Linked DNA regions of Mus musculus: region 2 is linked to region 1. The links are chromatin loops, found by intact Hi-C in ENCODE. Cell type or tissue: heart. All regions are shown on one strand.

Region 1 (8,000 bases):
AAGGACCCAAGTTCAAGCCTTTGAGCCCATGTAAAGAAGATGGTTGAGGTGGGGTGTGCTTGAAATCACCATGCTGTAAACACAATTACAGGAAGGTCTTTGTGGCTCACTGGATAGCCACTTAGCTGCCTTTTCCTTCTCCTCCTCCTCCTCCTCTTCCTCCTCCTCCTCCTCCTCCTCCTCCCTCTCCCCCTCCTCCTCCTCCCTCTCCCCCTCCCCTCCCCTCCCCCTCCTCTTCCTTCTCTTCCTCCTTCTCTTCTTTCTCCTTTTGTCAAACTCAACTTGCTCCAAGGCTAGTTTTCTGCAATGGTCCTGTAATTCTAGCTTCTGGGAAGGCTGAGGCAAGGACATTCAAAGCCTGACTAAACTGCAGAGTAACTTAAGACCAGCCTTGACACTTTAGTGAGACCCTGACTCAAAATGGAAATAAAAAGAGGCTTGTGATGTGCATAGCTCAGTGGTAGAGCATTTAGCTAAGGTCTGAAGGCATAGTCCGTAGTACAGAAGAAAGAAAGTTCTAAATGTAGCTTTTGTCCCTCCTTTTCTGCCTGCTAAACCTGATGGCCCAGGTTCTCTCTCCTCTCTGCTAAAGGTAATTCCCAGATTCTCAGCCACAAACTTTGACTCATCCTATCTTTGTTTATTTGAGACAGAGTCTCTCTACTTAGCTTTGGCTGTCTTGGAACTTCCTATGTAGATCAGGCTGGCCTGAGACTCACAGAGAGCTAGCTGGCCTTGCTTCTGGAGTATTGAGATTAAAGACATGTGACACAGTGCCCACTTTACCCTTGTTTGTATCTTTCTCTGTCCTCTCATATCCAAGTTACAGCAGCCCAGTCACTCTCATCTCCTCCACCACTGTCTTTCCCATGGGATATTACTGAATTAGCAGAGGTCCTCCCCCTGCCTTTGGTCCTCCCCCTCCTCTATTAATTGTGTTGCCAGAGTCATTCTGGAAAAACAACTCAAAGGGTTATTCCTTTAAGACACATGACAAGGCACTTTGGAGTAAAATGGTAGGACATTTGGGAATTATTTTTAAAGACCAGGGCAAGAATCACTGGTATTGAAGTGAAGGGAGATGAAATAAGATCATCTCCTCTCCATTTTCATCCCTCTTTTTCCATACTCTTTTCCATTTTTCTCCTCCCTTTTCTGTTCTCCCTTTTTTCTTTTAATTTCTTCTCTTTTAATCTTTTCTTCTTTTTTTTCCTGTTCAGTTGTTATTTTATTTTTCTTCTTCCCTTTTTTTTAGTGAAAGTTAATCACTTTTCCAGCCCTGATTTAGCATATTCAAGGATGAGTGGGAAGTCGACCACTTGTCCCTTTCTCTAGCTCAGGACATCTGAGCTTCTTGATTGATGAATGTTGGTTTGGGTTTAAAAATATCCCCTCCTTACTCTGCCTCCCTCCTTGCTCCCACCTTTCCTCTGTCCATCTGTCCATGTGCCTTCCTTTATTCCCTCCTTCCCTCTCTTTCCTAGTCTCTCTTTAAGATGGGATCTTACTCTATTCCAGGCTGGCCTCAAACTCACAACGCTCCTTCTGTCTTATTCTTCAGTAAACCATAATGATATAAGTATGTGAAAAAGTCATGAAGAAGGTCATTGTTCAGGGCTGTTGTAGACATGAACTCATAAGCAGCTGTAACTGCATGCGCAAGACCTGCACAAGATCCAAGCCAGCCAATATCGCAGCATGGATGGGGAGGAGCTCACAAAGCCCCACCCCCACCAGAGGCGCTATTGGCAACTGAGAGTTTTTACAGTACACTGTGTTGTCCCTTAAGAATAAAGGTGTGAGAAGGACCAGGGTAATTAGACTGATTAAAAAAAACCAAGCTGGCAGTGGTAAAAACAAAAGTACAAGAAGTTGGTTGGAAAGAGTGGCGGGTAGCACATGGGAGGAGCTGCAGGAGAGGAAGCGAGGGGTATATTTGATCAACATACATTATATGTACATATAAAATTACGTGTTGTTTGTTTCTTTGTTTGTTTTTGAGACAGGATTTCTCTGTGTACATTCCTGGCTTGTTCTGAAACACTCTATAGCCCAGGCCAGCCTCGAACTCACAGATATCTGCCTGCCTCTGCACTCTTGAGTGCTGGGATTAAAGGCATGTGCCGCCGCCACCAGGCTGAAATTCTCAAACAGTGATTTTTTTTTTTTTTTTTTTTAAAGAAAGGCAGGCTGGAGACAGATGGATCAGAGGTTAAGAGCACTGGTTGCTCTTCCAGAGGACCCTGGTTCAATGACCAGCACCCACATGGCAGCAGCTCACAACTGCCTGTAACTCCAGTTCTAGAGGATCTTCCTGCCACCTTCACACAGACATACACCAGTCTGTGCAGGCAAAACATCAATGCATATAAAAATGAATAAATCTTAAAAAAATAGAAAAGCAGAGAAAGTCATTGTGCTAAGAAAAAAACAACTTAAAAAGGTGAGAAAATACGGGTAACCATCAAAGCTGGATATGTGCTTCATTATTAATATTTCATTACTAATATTTTGTGTTTAAAATGTCCACAATGTTTGTTTTTTAATGAGGGGGGGAGGGAGAGAGGGAGAAAGAGAGTGGGGGAAGGGAGACAGGGAGGAAGGGAAAGAGGGGGAGGGAGAGAGGAAGAGAGGGGGAATGAGAGAGGGAGAGGGAGAAGGGAGGGGGAAGGGAGGGGAGAGAGAAAGGGGGAGGGGGGAGAGGGGGAGGGGGAGAGGGATGTGGATCTGGTAGCAGTTGGGGGAGGGAGACAATAACTACAATATATCACACACAAAAAGTCCATTTAACGAAAAAAATGTCCACAATGAAAAGATTTAAAAAAAAAAAAAAAGATGTAAGCCAGTTTTCATGCTCACGCTGTTCAGATGAAAGGGCAGAGTCCTTTCTCCTCTCTGTCCATTGAATGTGTTCCCTGGGCATCCGCTGCAAGAAAACCAACAAAACAGCCCTTATGGCCTGCCCTTGTAGACTTTCCGTCTCTTAAGTCTTTGCTAAAGTTCCCACTCTCTCCATCTGTTTTCCTCCACTTCTGTTATTTTTCATCAAGATGAGCTTCACACATCCCATAGTTATCTTTAAGTGCATGGGTAGAGCATGCAGTGTCATGGACACACTACCCCTAGCATGCCCTGAAACATTTACCACCCAGAAGAAAAGAATCACTATGTTCTTAAGAGGTCACTCCTTCAGTGTCACTCACCCCAGATTGGAGGCTCCACATTCCTGTACCTTTTCTTGCTATATTTTTTGTCTATAGATTCATTTCTATTTTATTATTTCTTACAGCCCAGTACCAAGAGCTAGGTATCTTAGAGTTCTGGAGGCTGGATCCATGAGATCAAGATCACAGGTTGGTTCTTTGTGCAGGCTGGGAAGGACAGTCTGCCCATTCTTCTCCTCTAGCTCCTGACACTTGGCTGGAGACTGAGCCTCATGCATGCTATGCAGTGCTCCCTGAGTCACAGCCACAGTTCTGTTAGTGCTCTGTGGTGCTCCTTAACAGCGTATTGCCCTGATCTTAGACCCCCTCTTCACACGCAGCCCTCCTAGGTCCACGTTCCCCTCATCCACAGAGGCTAAGTTATATCGGATTACAGGCCAGCCACACTCCATTATGATCTGACAGTCTCTTGAGTGTATCTGCGGTGAAATTACTTCCAGATAAAGTTATTGTCTGAGGCACTGGGGGTTTGGATCTCAGAAAATGAATTTGTGGGAAGGGCATAGTTGATATACAGTTTGGTGTATGTCTTAGTAAGGGTTTCTAGTCCTGCACAAAACATCATGACCAAAAAACACATTGTGGAGGAAAGGGTTTATTCACCTTACCCTTCCATGTTGTTGTTCAACACCAAAGGAAGTCAGGACTGGAACTCAAGTAGGTCAGGAAGCAGGAGCTGATGCAGAGACTATGGAGGGATGTTACTTACTGGCTTGTTTCCCCTGGCTTGCTCAGCTTGCTTTTTTATAGAACTCAAGACTACCAGCCCAGGGATGGCACCACCCACTATGGGCCCTTTCAGACTTGATCACTAATTGAGAAAATGCCTTACAGCTAGATCTCATGGAGGGCTTTTTTTTTTTTTTTTTCTCAAGGGAGGCTCCTTTCTCTGTGATAACTCTGGCTTGTGTCAAGTTGATACTCAGAACCAGCCAGGACAGTGTACCACATAGTTTGTCGTGTTTATTATTTATTTCTCTCCAGTTGCTTACCAGTTGCCATGAAGGCAGGGATGGTCTCTCCTCTTCACCTACTTGTGCAATGGCTGAACAACTAAAGACCGGAACAGAACTTCCTAGAAGAAATAGATGTCTGTTGGGGATCCTTCTGAATCACCGGTCATCTAGAACAGAACCTCACACCTGGCAGGAACTTAGTATGTGCCTGTTAGATGGACCGTTGACATTTGGAGTCAGATGGGCGACACTCCGTGACGAGCAGTGTCTACTATAACCAGTTACACAGACAAAGCAAGACATTTTTACTTATAAAAGTCAAGATGTGAGATCTGAAGGAAGTATCAGAGCACATTTGCTTGCGGTGGCTAGTTATGATCTTAAGGGTATACCATACCAGAAAAACTAGAATTGCTACAATAACTCTTCCCTCAAGCTTCCAGAGATAAGATCTTCTACATTTCCACACATGAACCATTCCCTTGCTCTGTGGCACATTTACATCAGTTACATAGTAACCAGCCAAACTTTTTTTTAATGTTACAAAATTTATATTTTTGTAAAATAAACACAGGTAGAATAGCTTAGTTCGTGTACTGTATGCTACAATACAAAAGCCTTCAGTTAACACAGAAAGACATTCCCAGAAAGAGAAAGATGGGAGATGGAGAAGGGGAGGAAAATAGATTGCTAGGTGAAAAGTTTCATATGAAAATGTGGGAAATAGATCAGAGTTCATAAACTATTAAAATGCTTTAGCGAGGCATGCCAATGGGCTCAGCAGACAGCAGGTGGCGCTCTTCCATCTTGGAGCGGCCATCTACCATGGGGGAGGGGGGGGGAGAATGAAAGTAATCTGCACTCTTAGTATTATAATTGGGGCAAATGATACAGACTTCCGGATTCTTTTGTTGTGTGATCATTTTTGTAGCTGTACTTTCACAGTAAGCTAGGCGCAGCCATTCTCTCTCATGATGGAGGTTTAGGAAAAGTAAAGAACAGGATAGATAAAGGTTGAAATGGGTTACAGCTTATTTTAAGAGTTGAGTGTCAGCCGGGCATGGTGGCGCACGCCTTTAATCCCAGCACTTAGGAGGCAGAGGCAGGTGGATTTCTGAGTTCGAGGCCAGCCTGGTCTACAAAGTGAGTTCCAGGACAGCCAGGGCTATACAGAGAAACCCTGTCTCGAAAAACCAAAAAAAAAAAAAAAAAAAAAAAAAAAAAAAAAAAAGAGTTGAGTGTCTGCTTAACTGGTTGGTGCTCACCTCACATCCCTCGGAAGGAGGGCTGGTGCTTACCATACATCCAGTGCAGTTCTATACACTCAGTTAACAAAATTTATAGAGATTCCTATTGTAACAGGGGAAGAATGACAGCAAAAGCATAAAGTTAGAAAACTATGCCCTAGGGGCCGTAGAGATGGATCAGCAGGTTAGGAGAGTGTGTGGCTTTTCCAGAGGACTTGAGTTTGGTTCCCAGCACCCACGTGGGGCAGAGGACCACTGCTGCAGCTCCAGGTCTAGGAATCCAGTGTGCCCTTCTTCTGGTCTCCACAAAAGCACAGCATGCAGAGTGCACAAACTCCTCTCTCTCACTCTTTCTCTCTCTCTCTCTCTCTCTCTCTCTCTCTCTCTCTCTCTCTCTCTCACACACACACACACACACACACACACACACACTTTAAAGGAAAACTAACATCCTTAAAAGAGTGAGAGAAAATAATACAATATATTGAAAAACATTGCCAGTCACAAGTCCCTTCCGGGCACCAGCACCGGGTCACCTTGAGCGTGGAGTCGGTGGACACCCCCAACGTCCCTAGAGGACAGCTTCTGAGGCAGGCCCAGTTTTGGGCTCCAGATATCTGGGCACCTTCCCTGCCAGAGGACAGGTGCCCTCCCTGTCTGGGAGGGCTTTGCCTGAGTACTTGGGGAAGCCATTTTGGTTCCTGGATTCCTCTGAGATTAGTCTGCAAAGGTGAGAGTGTGGACTACAGAAGCTAACAGCTTCTGGGACAGGTCCTATTTCAGGCCTTCATCTTCTGCCAGGAGGCAGGTCCAAACGTCAGATATCTGTGCACCTTCCCTGCAAGAGGAGAGCTTGCCTGCAGAGAGTGCTCAGACCACTGAAACTCAGGAGAGAGCTTGTCTCCCAGGTCTGCTGATAGAGGCTAACAGAATCATGGGAGGAACAAGCTCTAACCAGAGACAACTATAACAACTAACTCCAGAGATTACCAGATGACAAAAGGCAAACGTAAGAATCTCACTAACAGAAACCAAGACCACTCACCATCATCAGAATGCAGCACTCCCACCTCACCCAGTCCTGGGCACCCCAACACACCCGAAAACCTAGACCCGGATTTAAAGGCATATCTCATGATTATGGTAGAGGACATCAAGAAGGACTTTAATAACTCACTTAAAGAAATACAGGAGAACACTGCTAAAGAGTTACAAGTCCTTAAAGAAAAACAGGAAAACACAACCAAACAGATAGAAGTCCTTAAAGAAAAACAGGAAAGCACATCCAAACAGGTGATGGAAATGACCAAAACCATACTAGACCTAAAAAGGGAAGTAGACACAATATAGAAAACCCAAAGTGAGGCAATGTTGGAGATAGAAACCCTAGGAAAGAAATCTGGAACCATAGATACGAGCATCAGCAACAGAATACAAGAGATGGAAGAAAGAATCTCAGGTGCAGAGGATTCCATAGAGAACATCTGCACAACAATCAAAGAAAATGCAAAATGCAAAAAAATCCTAACTCAAAACATCCAGGAAATCCAGGACACAATGAGAAGACCAAACCTATGGATAATAGGAGTAGATGAGGATGAAAATTTTCATCTTAAAGGGCCAGCAAATATCTTCAACAAAATTATAGAAGAAAACTTCCCAAACCTAAAGAAAGAGATGCCCATGAACATACAAGAAGCCTTCAGAACTCAAAATAGACTGGATCAGAAAAGAAATTCCTCCCGACACATAATAATCAGAAAAAAATGCACTAAATAAAGATAGAATATTAAAAGTAATAAGGGACCAAAAAATGCCCAGGACCAGATGGGTTTAGTGCAGAGTTCTATCAGACTTTCAAAGAAGATCTAATTCCAGTTCTGCACAAACTATTCCACAAAATAGAAGTAGAAGGCACTCTACCCAACTCATTCTATGAAGCCACTATTACTCTGATACCTAAACCACAGAAAGATCCAACAATGATAGAAAACTTCAGACCAATTTCCCTTATGAATATTGATGCAAAAATACTCAATAAAATTTTCGCTAACCGAAACCAAGAACACATTAAAACAATCATCCATCCTGACCAAGCAGGTTTTATTCCAGGGATGCAGGGATGGTTTAATGTATGGAAATCCATCAACGTAATCCATTATATAAACAAACTCAAAGACAAAAAACACATGATCATCTCCTTAGTCACGGAGAAAGCATTCAACAAGATCCAACACCCATTCATGATAAAAGTCTTAGAAAGATCAGGAATTCAAGGCCTATACCTAAACACGATAAAAGCAATCTACAGCAAACCAGTAGCCAACATCAAAGTAAATGGTGAGAAGCTGGAAGCAATCCCACTAAAATCAGGGATGGACAGGCTGCCCACTTTCTCCATACCTATTCAACATTGTACTTGAAGTCCTAGCCAGAGCTTTTTGACAACAAAAGGAGATCAAGGGGATACAAATTGGAAAAGAAGAAGTCAAAATATCACTTTTTGCAGATGATATGATAGTATATATAAGTGACCCTAAAAATTCCACCAGAGAACTCCTAAACCTGATAAA
Region 2 (8,000 bases), 1.4 Mb after region 1:
GGGAATGGGTGGGTAGGGGAGTAGGGGGGGAGGGTGTGGGGGACTTTTGGGATAGCATTGGAAATGTAATTGAGGAAAATACGTAATAAAAAAATTTAAAAAAAGAAAGTTAGGAAACTAAAAAAAAAGAAAAAAAGAAAAATAAAGATGTGTGTAAAAATTAAATTAGAAGAATGTATACTATATCCTGTTTATGGCAGAGAAATATTGGAAACACTTTAAACATATGGGTGAATAATAATCTTAGGGTAAATAACTATATAAATTGATTGATGTTATAGATATTTGTTCATATAGAAAATGCCTATGATAGATTGTTTAATAAAAAGACAGAAGTTTCAAAAAAAAAAACATCATGGCAAAGCAGAATTAGGATCTAGTATGGGCACTAAGACTCATCCAAAGAAAGGGAAGAATCATAGAGAAGTTAGTGTGTTCAGGAGCACATGTGTTTGGAGTCACAGGGCCATGTAACCACCAGATCACTTGACATCAATGAGTCCAAATGCATGGCTTTGCAAGAGAAGAACTCGGGTGGAAGTGTGCTCAGTGTGCAAGGCCAAGCAAAGTCACAGACGCCAAAGCACCCCGGAAGGTGGCATTTGGAGGTCTAGTCTTCTGAGCAGTTTCTCAGTCAGAGTCATTGAGTCGCTGTAATTGAGAAATGATGAAGAATCAATAAGAGTAGGTTCTGCCTCTGTCAGAGAAAGAGGAATGTGTAACTCGGAAAAGCAGGGTGAGCATCCCCCTTTTACCCTTCACTGTTGGGGTGACCCTGAGGGCAGATCCCTATGCCATCTCTCACTGTTGGGGTGACCCTAAGAGCACACCCCTATGTCATCTCTCACTGTTGGGGTGACCCTGAGGGAAGATCCCTATGCCATCTCTCACTGTTGGGGTGACCCTAAGAGCACACCCCTATGTCATCTCTCACTGTTGGGGTGACCCTGAGGGCAAAGAAAGCAGATCTTGAGTGGATAAGAAGACTCTTGTGCGAGGGTCAACTGAGACAGGCTGCTTGTGTTTCTAACACGGTCACAGACCTTGGCCTTCCTTGGAATTCCTTCCATCTTAGCTTTGAGTCCCATGAAGTACCACTGTCAGTTATAACACCTTTCTCTTCCTTTTAATCCACAGTGAGTTGATTTTTTTTTCCAGCAAGACATAATACATAGATGCAGCATCCTTTTAGAAGGGAAAAAGCATTCCTTTCTCCTACAAGAGTGCATGGCTTGTCTTAGACCAAGGCTGCCATGAATTCCAGACAGGAGAAAAGGAGATGTGAAGAGGGATGGGGGTGTGAAGTGAAGCTCTGCTTGTAGTAGAGATAGCTAGACCCTATCCTATATCTAGTACCCCTCTTTCCTGAACAACCCTCTCAATTGCATCCATAATTGTTAAAGCACATTACCTTCTTACACTGTATGATGTGTGTCTAAGTTCTACGTCTTACACTGTATGACATGTGTCCAAGTTGTAGCTACTGAGCTACAACCATTAAAAAGGGTAGAGGACTGACTGCTAGAAGATTGTTGAAAGAACATCACCCAAACATACTGCACACCACACATGAACCACACACATCATCAACACTACACACCAACTACACACACACACACACACCATGCATGCATGCACACACATACAACATGCACGCATGCATGCATGCCCATGCACTGCACACATATGTATACATGAACACACACACACCACACCACAACCAGAATTCATGCATGCACACACGCTGCACTCACATGCATACATGCACACACATGCACTGCACACACACACATACACCATTGCTCTTCTTCTCCTCCTCCTTCCTGCAGTCTGGGAGGCAAAGCATTAACCCCAAGCTGTTCTCTTAGCAGGCAAGGTGACTTTGAAGATAAAAGCCATTTACAAAATGGTGACATGTGGTGGTAAAAAGAGCCCAGGTGCCTGCTGGCTGTAATAGATATCAGAAAAGCCCTGGATACTCTTGTCTGTATTTCTTTTCACACAGAAGAGAAACAAGCCTCGCTCACCTAAGGCTAGTAATGCCACTAAGCCAACTGTGGTAGATGCTAAAATGCAATTGTCTTGTATTACGTAATTCACTCTACTTTAATTCCTAATGTCCCTTTGGCACTTATCACAACAAGTATTTTCTTAAAGTAAAAGGAGATTTAACAATTCTTCTGAATGACTATTTATAGAAGAAAGAGTGACTCGGTAGAGGAACAACCTTTTAAAAAATTATGGAAACTGACTTTAAATAACAGTCTCTGACACTTCAGTCTCTGGCTCCTGCCCTCCCTTTCCCTGTAGCTCCCACAGACCCTTAACTTGAGATGTTCCTGTTCAGCCTCTTTAGTGCTGGGAATAAAGACGTGCGTCACCACCCCCAGGCAAGCATTTGCCCTTGAATCTTTAGAATAGGAGATCTTAAATAGATGATCAAAAAGTTTCTCCAGCCTCCTATCTTCAGTTTATCAAGGTCTGTTGAAAATATCCAACAGCAGAGGTCTAAAGAGATGGCTCATCAGTTAAGAGCACTCTCTGTTCTTACCAAGACCTGAGTTTGGTGCCCAGTGTACAATGGGGTGGCTCACAGCTCCAGATCCAAGAAACCAATATGCCCTCTTCTGACCTCCATGGGCACCAGGTACACACATGGTTCATACCCATATATACCTGCAGGTAAGACACTCAAACACATAGAATAAATTAGCCATATTTTTAACTGAAAAGACCAAAAAGCACACTTACTGTTTCTCAGACAACTACCTCTGCATTTATAAATAAATAAATAAATAAATAAATAAATAAATAAATAAATAAATAAATCACAGTAAGAAACCAAGGAGATTTAAAGACAAGAAAAACCAAGTAACGGGGAGATTAAATAGGTTGTTTGAAGTCACTTTTCTTATACCTGATCTTGCTGGGACTCCAACTCAGGAAATCCGACAGATTTCTGAGTGTACCCACCACCCACCTTGCCAAGAACAGATGGATGAACTGGCTCCAATGAAGCAAGAGATGGTTTGTCAGTTCAGTGCAGAAGCAACGAATCTAAGAGAAGATGGAGATTCTGCCTTTGAACTATCTCTAACAAAATTTCTTCCCAGCATTGAAACGCAATAGTGATGGGACTCTCCAAAACACATCTGAGACCCCCACCCCCACCCCCCGGGAGGAGGGCTGGAAGTGAGCTGCAAGCAAGCTACTGTGGAGTGCTATCACCTGAGAGGCAGGACCTGAGAAAATAGTCTCAGTATCCTCTGAAGAAAACAGAAGCTCATTTGTCAAATACATCATTTTTAAGTTGTAAACAAATAGATAAGTAGCTATATAAACCTACGCTTCTCTGCTATTCAAACTGAGGCACACAGTGGTCTCACTGCTGGTGGGAAGCAGATATGCTGCCCTCTGGAGTGCCCGGTGTGGCACTCCTCCCATCCATCAGGAGTTCCAGCCACCATTCCTTCGGGCTCTCCTGGTTGTGCACAGATTGGGTTTCATGTAGACATGCAAAAAATAAAAAAATAAAAAAAAATCTCTAAGCTTATTCGACATGAAATACAATACATTTGCCAGATAACCAGGACCCTCATATTCATCATAAATCAATTGTGTTTATCCGTAGCCAAGAAAGAACTAGAATGCGCTTTCCTCATTTGGAAATCCAATCTGCTCTTCACAGTAATTATGCTGCCTTTCGTATGAATCATGGTCTCGCACCACAGTGTCAGGGCCCGGCTCGCTCGCTCGCTTGCTCGCTCGCGGCTGTGCAGCACTGAGATGATCCTCGCACTTGGGGGTAGGATTTGGGGAGTTATTGAAGTAAATCCTTTTACTCACTAGACTTTCCCTTTTTTGTGTGTCTCATCTTCAGTCTTTTTGTTCAAATTTTACAGAAAACTTCTGAAAGCCGTCGTAAGCAGGGCAAGAGCACCCTCACCAATCCCCCGGAAGCCACGGAACTACACTCAAGATGGGCGAGGGCTCTCCCCTTGCTCTCATCCTGGCTTTCCCTCAGGAGTCACCACACAGCCAGCTCCCTCTTTTATTTATCCTTTCCACACAGTTATGTTACAATGATGTGCTGAGACTCTCTCCAGTGTAAGAGTCTTCATAGCCAGGCATTGTCCAAATGCACACAAACAAACGTGAGTTGTTCTCTGTGCATCCTCTGTAGAAAGCATAGAGAGAGGTGGGGGTCTGAGGCCCAGCCATCTTTAGTGACATATATTGCTGAAAAGTAAGACTGTAAACGGGAAGCCATGTCTATTTGAGACCTTCTGGAACGTGAGGCGTGGGGGCTTGACCTTATAACCCACTGCCCTTCATGCAGTTAACTGCCCAATTGCCAGAGGAAACCCGTGAACCCAAAACGACAAAAAGGGTCATCTGAGAGGGCGCACCACCAGGTGGGATGTGAGGAAATAGGAACCCAGGAGCCACTGTGGACACCATTATTATGTGTGTGGACACATAGAACATAGTAACAAAAGGAGGGACTTACCACTGTGGCCACAAGTAGACTTTTGCACCGTTGGTGACTGGTGTTAGTTCTCTGGTCCTCTGCGTAAGGCCCTTCACTGGGCAGTCTGTGTATTTGTAAGATGGTTGGGCTTTGCTGTTGCTGTTGCTATTGTTATTGTTGTTGTTGTGTTTTACTTTGTTTGCTTTACCTTTGTGAACAGCAGATGTCCTCAAATGGACTACACCGTGTCCCCTTCCCCCACCAGAAGTTTCTAGAATGGAGCTTTCCTGACACCTAGTGGCCAGATGAGGAATCCCTGATTTCCTTATAAGTAGTTTAATTTAGAAAGTATATTTACATCCCAAATGAAATTTTAGAACATTGCTTCACAGTTTACCACTGATCCCCTGTGAGCTGCTGGCTTGTGGGTTAAATGCAATTCTACTCCTATATTGCTTAGAATTTTAAAGTAAAATTGCTATCAACTGCGGCTAGTTCTGGGTGCATGCAAGCTCACATTACTGTGCTTCCCTCCTGTAATAGTAACTAAGCTTAAGATAAAATACCAAAGGCTAAATTACACATGAGTCTCAAATGAGAGCCTGTGTAAATTAATAAAAACTTTGCATTGTCTCAGATAAATTACAGTGAAGGTACTCTGCATACCACCAAAGGAAAAAGATAAACACTAAACTAGCTACAAAACCTACAGATCTACAGTTGTGTCCTCATAAGAATGCTAGAGAAATGGCAGCACACAGCATGTGGGAATATAACCAAACAATATCTGATTTGACTGAAGGCCCACTCCATGGGATGGAGCCTATGCCGCCATACCTAGCACTGTTTAGGTAACCAAGAACCTAAGACTAGATGATCCAGGGACCTGAGGCAAAACCAAATACTACTGCTCTGTGGAACCACAACTACAACAAAATATAGCAATGAAATGACTCCTGGTGACATTTTGCTGTACGTGTACATTAATGTGTTGCCCAGTCAACATCAGAGAAGTTTCCCCCTGCATCAGATAGGCACAAATACATACACCCACAACCAGACATTATGGAGAATGAAAGATCTCAGAACACTCAGCCCTAAACGAGAGATCTCCATCAAAACTCTCCCCCTCTAGAGTCATCAGAAGAGGAAGCAGAAAGAATGTAAGCACCAGAGGGGATGGAGGACACCAAGCAAACAAGACCCTGTAAATCAACACGAGGAAAGCTCATAGGAACTCACAGAGACTAAGACAGCATGCACAAGACCTGTACAGGACTGCACCAGTCAGGGTCCTCAGCCTGTGTAGTACTACATAACTAGCAATGTATAAACAACATGTATACACACAACATATATACATACATACACATACATATACACATACATACACATACATACATACACACATACATGCATGCACACATGCATACATATATATACACATACATGCATACATACATACATACATGGATGCATACATATACACATACATATACATACATGCATATATACACACATGCATACACACATACATACACATATATACATGCATGCATACACACATACATACATACACACATGCATACATACACATATGCATACATACACATGCATGCATACATATACACATACATATGCATGCACATATACACACATGCATGCATACATACGTGCACACATACATGTAAAACAATGAAAAGGAAAGTTCATGTGAGTCATACAGAGGACTTCCAACAAGTTTCCCCTTTGAGGGAACAGGGAAAGAAAAGGTGTCTATGAAAATTATTGCAACCTAGAATAGAACCTGCTCTTCCTACATCAGAAAAATAATATGCAGGCGTCGTGGTGTTTATCTGGGATCCCAGCACTCAGGAGGCTGAAGAAGAATGATGGGTTCTAAGCCAACCTAGGCTACACAGTAAGCTCAGCAACCAAAGCTCACAGCAAGATCCTGTCTCAAAAGAAAAACAAAGTAGAATAGCTTTTCTAGAAGAAATGAAAACTAATGAGGCTGGTAGGTTAGGTGTCCTGACATAGCAATATGCCTTAAGGCTCTGCCAAGATCACATAAAAGGGAGACGTGGTAGGATATCAAAGTGAAAAGACTGGATCAGTCAGTGATGGACAGAGGAGGGGAACAACTCAGTGGTGCCTTGGTGAACTTTCTATTGCTGTGACAAGACACTGTAACCAAGGAAACTGATAAAAGAAAGCATTTAATTTGGAGCCCGTGGTCCTGAAGGGTTACAATCAATAACTATTATGTCGGGGAGCATGGCAGCAGTAGGCAGTCAGTCATGGCTCTGGAACCATAGCTGAAAGACGGGGGGGGGGGGGGGGCAGGGAGAGGGAGAGGGAGAGGGAGAGGGAGAGGGAGAGGGAGAGGGAGAGGGAGAGGGAGAGGGAGAGGGAGAGGGAGAGGGAGAGGGAGAGGGAGAGGGAGAGGGAGAGGGAGAGGGAGAGAGATCACCTGCCCCAGTAGACCATCTCCTCCAACAAGGGCACATCTCCTAATCCTTCCCAAACAGTTCCACCAACTAGGAACCAAGTCCTCAAATATATCTACAAGGTCCATTATCATTCAAACCAACACAAGTAGCTTCTGAGAAAAGTGTTTGAGATGCTGCTGTAGATGCTTAGGCCAGAGAGAAACTTGAAAATTCAGAATTATGACCAATCAGCACAGTCAAAGATGCATTCCAGTGAGATTATGCTGGTGTAACAAACAGATTTAAAGTTGAGCGGGCCAAGGCTGCTGCATCTACATTTCACAGGATCCTTAAATCACATTTGTAAAATCTCCTCATGTTCCTCGACCCCAGGACATTTTATTCTTTTGCATGGATGAAGCTGAATACATATATACCTTTTTTTGTTCTTTAGAAATATCTTAAGACCCAAGTCAGGAATATCATATAATTTTTGTAACAATATACAACACAAATGCTCATAGCCTCGAAGAAGACTGGGATATGTCTGTTGTCTTTAGTTTGCCTGCGTTATAACTAGATTGTTATGGAATAATTATTTTTCTATTACGGAATTTTCAAATAATCTCTATCAACTTGCAATTCTCTGCTTTCATTTTTATTCACAGGTTCATGATTATACTTCGCATACACTCCAAGAAAGCATCAATTTAGAAAGGAATATATTTCATATGTACATTTATAATCCCCACAATTTACTCACAGGATCTAATACACAGTCAAAAATCCAGTTTTCCTTCAGTAAATTACTCTTGTTACCCAGCAGGTTAAAGGACTTCACTAGCCATTCCCCTAGTGATAGATAAAGCAGTGACTCCCAACAGGAAGAGGCACCATCACTCTACAGAACCAAAATGCGGACACGGAACACACAGCTGCGGGGTGGCTTCTACACCCTTATATTTATCAGGCTTTATATATCTTCAAAGATCTGTGAGAAACAGTCATTAAAATCACAGATTGTCCTGCTAGCTAAGCATTTATTCTGCAAGGAAAGAGAACCAGTTTAAACAAGCCTTAATTATACAGAACACTCA

What was found. A loop is a pair of places that touch in the nucleus more often than their neighbours do. Peaks named below come from ENCODE experiments on the same cell type or tissue, not always from the same donor. Only the 100,000 strongest peaks of a DNase experiment are listed, where the experiment ranks them.
Region 2: it touches region 1 in a loop (8-fold over the local background); 2 of 42 quality-filtered maps call a loop at or near these places.

Annotation. Positions count from the first base shown.
Region 1 is chr3:129,419,041-129,427,040 of GRCm38, reverse strand. It overlaps Gm35787 (a long non-coding RNA gene), which reads right to left and starts at 3,923. Exons shown (of 5, transcript XR_376058.2): 1 at 3,833-3,923; 2 at 2,860-2,926. In heart, a CTCF peak has its summit at 4,945 (motif pointing right); no DNase peak of the experiment used is centred here.
Region 2 is chr3:127,998,837-128,006,836 of GRCm38, reverse strand. No RefSeq gene overlaps it. Among named protein-coding and RNA genes, the nearest start is that of Gm35667, 32 kb to the right of the region's middle. In heart, a CTCF peak has its summit at 4,768 (motif pointing left); no DNase peak of the experiment used is centred here.